Linked DNA regions of Mus musculus: region 2 is linked to region 1. Evidence: chromatin loops called from intact Hi-C (ENCODE). Cell type or tissue: heart. All regions are shown on one strand. Each heading gives the region's core, and the rest is flanking DNA. Links, peaks and the distances in the headings are about the cores only. Region 1 has its middle 61 kb from the start of Rfpl4b. Region 2 overlaps Lama4 (laminin, alpha 4).

Region 1 (2,920 bases), core at 175-2,674:
ATGCGAGTAAAAGGAGAGAAAGGCTAGGAGAAAAGGCCTCATACAGTTCAAGGAGGAAGCTAGCTAAAAACAAAGCTAAACTGTGGTGCTTCGATATGCTTGGTCCAGGGAATGGCACTCTTGGGAGTGTAGCCTCCTTTATGGAAGTGTGTCACAGTAGAGGCAGAGCTTTGAGCTCTGCCTGGTGTGAGACATGATAGCCTCTCTTCCTGGCTGCCCTTGAATCAAGATGTAGAACCCTCAGCTCCTTCCCCAGTATCATGTCTGCCTGGATTCTGCCATGCTTCCCTCCATGATAATAATGGACTAAACCTCCGAAACTGTAAGACAGCTCCAATTAAATGCTGCTCTTTATAAGAGTTGCCTTGGTCATGGAGTCTCTTCACAGCAATAAAACCCTAACTGATACATATGCCCAAAAAGAATTCTGGAGATCTGGAACCTTTAAAACATGCAGGAGAAATAGCAGAAGGTGCTACACGTGAAGCATCTTTTGCTATAATATTGGTGAACAGAAATGTAACCAGCAGCTTCTATAGCAGAGAAGTTAGGGGCATTTTTTACAAAGAACCAAGCAGTAGATAGTAGATTCCCTTACATTCGAAATATGAAGAAGAAAAGGAGGATGAGGAGGAGGAGGAAATGAAGGGAGGGAGGAAGGGAAGGAAGCAAGGAAGGAAGGAAAGAAGGGAGAGAGAGAAAGAAAGTGAGAAAGACGACAACAGTGAAGAACTAGAACAGGATGGAAGGCAAGAGGAAGAGAAAAAGGAACAAAGGAGGGGGAAGGGGAAAGGAGAGAGGAGAGGGAAGAAGAGAAAGAGAGACAGAGATACCCAGCCCTTACTTCATAGCTAACTAGGAACTATACTCACTCTACTAGAAAGATGGCATCATGCACAAGCCAGTGCTATAGAGGAGACATCAATTTTCTGCTAATGCCACTGAGAAAGGATGAAGGACATTGATGACTTGGGGCAGCGTAGTGATGACCAAGAGCTCATAGTCTTTTGCCAAGTTTGTTTCAGAAATGGAATAGGAATGAAGTGCAATGGCAAGATTTATACTTCTCCTCGGTGCACAGCCAAAGCCAGCTCCACTGGGAAAGATTAATCGGGTGTTTTGTTTTCCAGTCTGTGCTTGCCTGCTCCAGGACAACTGGTGTTTAGTAGAAAATCTAGCTGAACATAATCCAACAAATGGGGCTTGTTATGATGTTCATGTTTTACTTTAAAATATTTTGACTTACAGGGCTGGAGAGTTGGCTTGGTGGTTAAGGTGCCTGTCAGCACGAGAACTTGAGTCCTGATCCCCAGCATCCGCGTGTAAAAGCTAGTCCCTGTTGCAACCCCAGACTAGGGAGGAGAAACTGGAAGATTTCAGGAGGAGCTCAGCAGCCAACCAGCCAGACTGAATTCATAAGCTCAAAGTTCAAAATCAAGGTGCAGAGTGATCAAGAAAGATGCCTTTGACCTCCACAGGCATACCTGTGCACGAATATACACACATATAATATACACACCAAAGTAAATATTTTTGCATAAATACTGTGTGTTAGTTTAAGTTGATAGAACCTCACTGTTGTCCATCATCCTAAGTGGAATTTCATACTTTATAATTGGTCGATCGGCTGGCTAGTTGACTCAGGATGCCTACACCGCAGAGACTTGTCTTAGTCAGGGTTTCTGGTGCTGCGAAGAGACAACACCATAAGCGGGGTAACAAAGAGAAACATTTAATTGTGGCTGGCTTACAGTTGAGAAGTTTAGTCCATTATCATGACAACAGGAAGTATGGTGGCGTGCAGACGGACATGGTGCTGGAGAAAGAGCTGAGAGTTCGACATCTTGATCTGAAGGCAGCAAAAGTGAACTGGCTTGAGCTTCTGAGACCTCAGAGCTTACCCCCATTGACAGACTTTCTCCAACAAAGCCAGGCCTACTCCAAGGCAATGCCTCCTAATAGTGCCGTTCCCTATAGGTCTATGGAGGCCATTTTTATCCAGACCACCCCAAGGCTATACACACTTTCCACTTTAATCTGCACCACAGGCAGGAAATTAGGCTAAGGAATAATGAATACAGTCATTCACTGATTGAATTACTGTGATAGTAGGTATGCAGGTATGTCAATAAAATGGTTTGGGATAACTTTTAGTCCTACAAAGCAAATCTAAGAAGGTCTGTGTCCTATGCCTTCAAAGACGGGAAGTCTCTGAATTTTTAATATCAACTCTCAAGAAATCAGTGTGTCTTCCCCTGGCAAGAATAGTTGTATAGCACTATTCCTGGGGAGATATGAATAAATGTCTACTCACCTCAAACAGGGAAACTGAACTACAGATACCACCACAGTCCAGTTTGGTGAATCAATTAGTATTAATGGGGTTACTTACAGGAATATGGGTGAGCGGTAGTTTACAGAAGCAGAAATGACTCAAAGACAGATGCATCACCAAAGCCCAGCCCAGCACAGGTGACAGCTCACAACAGCTGGGAACCTGGAACACACTATACAGCCTGCAGGCATCTCAAGAGGTTGGGGAATGTCCTTTCCAAGTGACTCAGTTGGTCTAAACCTCTTCCAGACATCTGGGCTTCTCAGGAGTCTACTTTGCAGTTTGCCTCCTTTGAAAGTGACTTGTAATAATCTTTTCTGTTTGTGCACTCTCTGGAAAAGATGGCCTTAAAGACCATGGTCATTTTCAGGGACTTCCTAAAGCTATTTTGAGTGATTTACTTCCTGTCTTAATGAGCTTCCCTGCAAGATGGAATGTTTCAATCTGAGGGGGGAGAAACCTGATACACAGGGTTGAAGCATGGAAAGATGGAAATCTAGTGACTGCAGCTATAGCTAGTGGCAAGGATGTTTGCCTGCTGAGTGCACTGTTCCATGTCCTACACTGTTAAAGATACAAGCAAAA
Region 2 (2,920 bases), core at 122-2,621, 98 kb after region 1:
AAATCAGAGACTAGAGTCACTGGCAAGGTTTTACCTGGACGGCTTGTCCCATGTTTGTAGAGCAAGGATGAGGGAGAAGGCAGCAGTACTGCTGATCTTTACAAAAATGTATTTAATCATGGGGGTGGATTGTATATGGGGACCTTTTAACATCAGTCCCACTAAATCAACAGCTGTAAGTTGAGTCATCACGGGAATACCCCTGGTTCTGTAGCGTTGTACAAGAATTCCTCAGAGCTTTGCTGTTTGTTTTAATGGGGCTTCTCTGTTCTCGTGTGTTTGAAAACTACTATACAGAGGCCTAGGAAGTTGACATTATAAACCACGACAGCTCCCAAAGTGTCACTGAAATCCATCTTCCTGGCAAATCCCAGCAGGACATACACCTGCCTCCAGTCAGTACTAGCGGTTGGCTTTGCAGAATTGCGGATGTTCTGAGCACCTCTGAGCTTAAGTGTTTAACAATTGGTGCCCTCAAGAGAGACATTTTTATGCTTCCTCTTCTTGTCTGATGATATTTTTGGCCCTTTCCTAGGAAATTCCTCTTTTGTCTCAGTCATTACCTGGGTGGGATCGCTGAGAAAAACAACAAAGGAATTTTGGGAAGAGGGTGGGTGGTGACTGGCAGATACGTAGTCATTATCTCTTGGTCTTCCTAGCAATACCCAGATGTTTTGTTAAGGTTTTCTTTTTCTAAGCTATTATTCTATCACAAGAGTCAGCATTTTATCTTAAAATATAAACACACTTTTAACGTAAAGCAGGTGGTTTGTTAACTCTACACAGCACTAAAAAGGTCTCAGTCTTGCTGCCTCTAAAAGAATATGACACTTCATGTGTTGTCCAAAAGTGGAGGAGGGGGAGGAGGAGGAAGAGGAGGAGGAGGAGGAGGAGGAGGAGGAGGAGGAGGAGGAGGAGGAGGAGAGCATCTAAAATTCTATGTTGTTTGTCACTTATTTTACACAGTGCCCCTAAGGTTTATTGAAGAGCCTTTTAAATGTTGCTTTATGACTTATATTCAGAAAACCTAGGAATAATGAATTGTCTAGCAAATTCCTGTGTCTCTTGCGGAGTTCAGCTTTTTGAAAGTTATTAACTTTGTTTTGTGGAACTCCTAACCATGGGAGTGGGGATGTCTGTGACTCTTCCTCCTGACCTTAGGACCCTTTTCCTCCTACGGGGTTGCCTCTCCCAGCCCTGATATGAGGGTTTGTGCCTAGTCTTGTTATAATTTGTTATTCAGTGTTCCATTGATAGCTTTGGGAGGCCTGCTCTTTTCTGAAGAAAAATGAAGGAGTGGATATGGGGAGAGGGGGTTGGGAGGAGTGGAAAGAGGGGAAACTGGTCAGGATGTATTATATGAGAGAAGAATATTTTTTAAATTATTGACATTGAAAAAATATTATTCACAACTTCCAAGCAAAGGAATTCCGAACAAATAACTCCATTGAGAAGTGTCAATACTTACAAAGCTTCATTGTTTATAATGTGTTTTCTAATATATTTCCAGCTTTAATCTTCATAACTGTCTTACAAGCCAGGCCACTTGTTGCTAATCTATTTTTGAAACGTGATGCTATCTACCAGGTAACCCTTCCGAAGTAGCAGGAAGTTTCACAGCATTCCAGACAGTGGGGAACCATTGTTCCTCTACTATCGTTGAAGAGGAAGATATTGGTGCCAGAGTTTGAGTCAGTTTTCCAAGGTCCCCCAGAGAGTCTTTGGAATGGGAACCACAGCCAAGTTCCTTGCTTTAGAGGTAGCCTGCTCCCATCCTATATCAAGGGTTTATTTGTTTGATATGCTAGGCATTAAGCCCAGAACCTTGTACTTGCTAGGCAAGTGTTCTACTGCTGAGTTTTATCTCAACCTCCTATTGTATCACTCAGCATGGAACAAACAAAGGCAGGGGGCAAGCATTGCCTGGAGATGACTGTGTTGGATCATCCAGTGAGTTGTATCATATTAAAACAAATTCATTACCTTCTTGCTAAGTCTTACATAGCTATTTATGGCATAGAACTGATTTAATTACTTAAACATTTGAAGTCTGGGAGCCTGAAGAGAAGCCTTTGTGGGTAATAGCACTTGCTACACAAGCGCAAGGACCTGGGTATGAATATCTAGTCCTCCCATTAAAAGCCAGGCATAGCTGCACGCATCACAGATGTAACCCTAACACTGTGAGGGATGAGGCAGGAGGATCACTGGGGCTCACTGGCTGCCAGGTAGTTCCAGGTTCAGCGAGAGACTCCATTTCAGGGACTAGGGTAAAGAGTGACAGAGTAAGACACATGATGTCCTCTCACCCATGCATATACATGCACACGTATGTGCACACTCACACATACACAGATCACACATGTACACATTAGATGCTCTCTCAGGTTTGAGTCTTTATATTTACTTTAATTTTGAATTTAATTTATATTGACACTAACCACTCACTCTCTTTCATTTTAGAGATTTTAGTCATGCCTTCATACAATTGTCAGCCCCCTAAAATTCACTCTCCACACTTATATTTACAAATTAAACGTTCAAGTGCAATAAGACTTCAGAATTTCTCAATAACATTTTCTAATGGTCACATAAAAATGAAAGAACAAATCCTCACACTTAAAAAGAAGAAAGACAGATGTATTTTAAAATGAACAATAATCCTTTTGTTGCAAAACAACTGCAGGAAGAGATTTTCACATCATTCCCAAAGCACATCACGTCTGGGATTTCCCCTGCACAGCCTCCAGTCAGGTCTCTGCATGATTTCAGAAACTCCCCTATTATCTTGCAAAATAATGGAAATGTGAGAGTTTAATGAAGAAAACCAATGTGTAATAGCTCAAAGATGGTCTGCTCAGGCCTACACCCCACAGTGAGGTACCCAGCCTGCTTCTTAACAACCACTCCATCTCTACCT

Evidence for each region. Hi-C counts contacts between places; a loop is a spot of excess contacts. Peaks named below come from ENCODE experiments on the same cell type or tissue, not always from the same donor. Only the 100,000 strongest peaks of a DNase experiment are listed, where the experiment ranks them.
Region 2: it touches region 1 in a loop (2.6-fold over the local background); 3 of 42 quality-filtered maps call a loop at or near these places.

Annotation. Positions count from the first base shown.
Region 1 is chr10:38,881,185-38,884,104 of GRCm38, forward strand. No RefSeq gene overlaps it. Among named protein-coding and RNA genes, the nearest start is that of Rfpl4b, 61 kb to the left of the region's middle. In heart, for the core only: no CTCF peak of the experiment used is centred there; a DNase peak (open chromatin) is centred at 1,177.
Region 2 is chr10:38,979,424-38,982,343 of GRCm38, forward strand. The region is part of intron 1 of Lama4 (laminin, alpha 4); the gene reads left to right. Among named protein-coding and RNA genes, the nearest start is that of Lama4, 15 kb to the left of the region's middle. In heart, for the core only: no CTCF peak of the experiment used is centred there; DNase peaks (open chromatin) are centred at 478 and 1,678.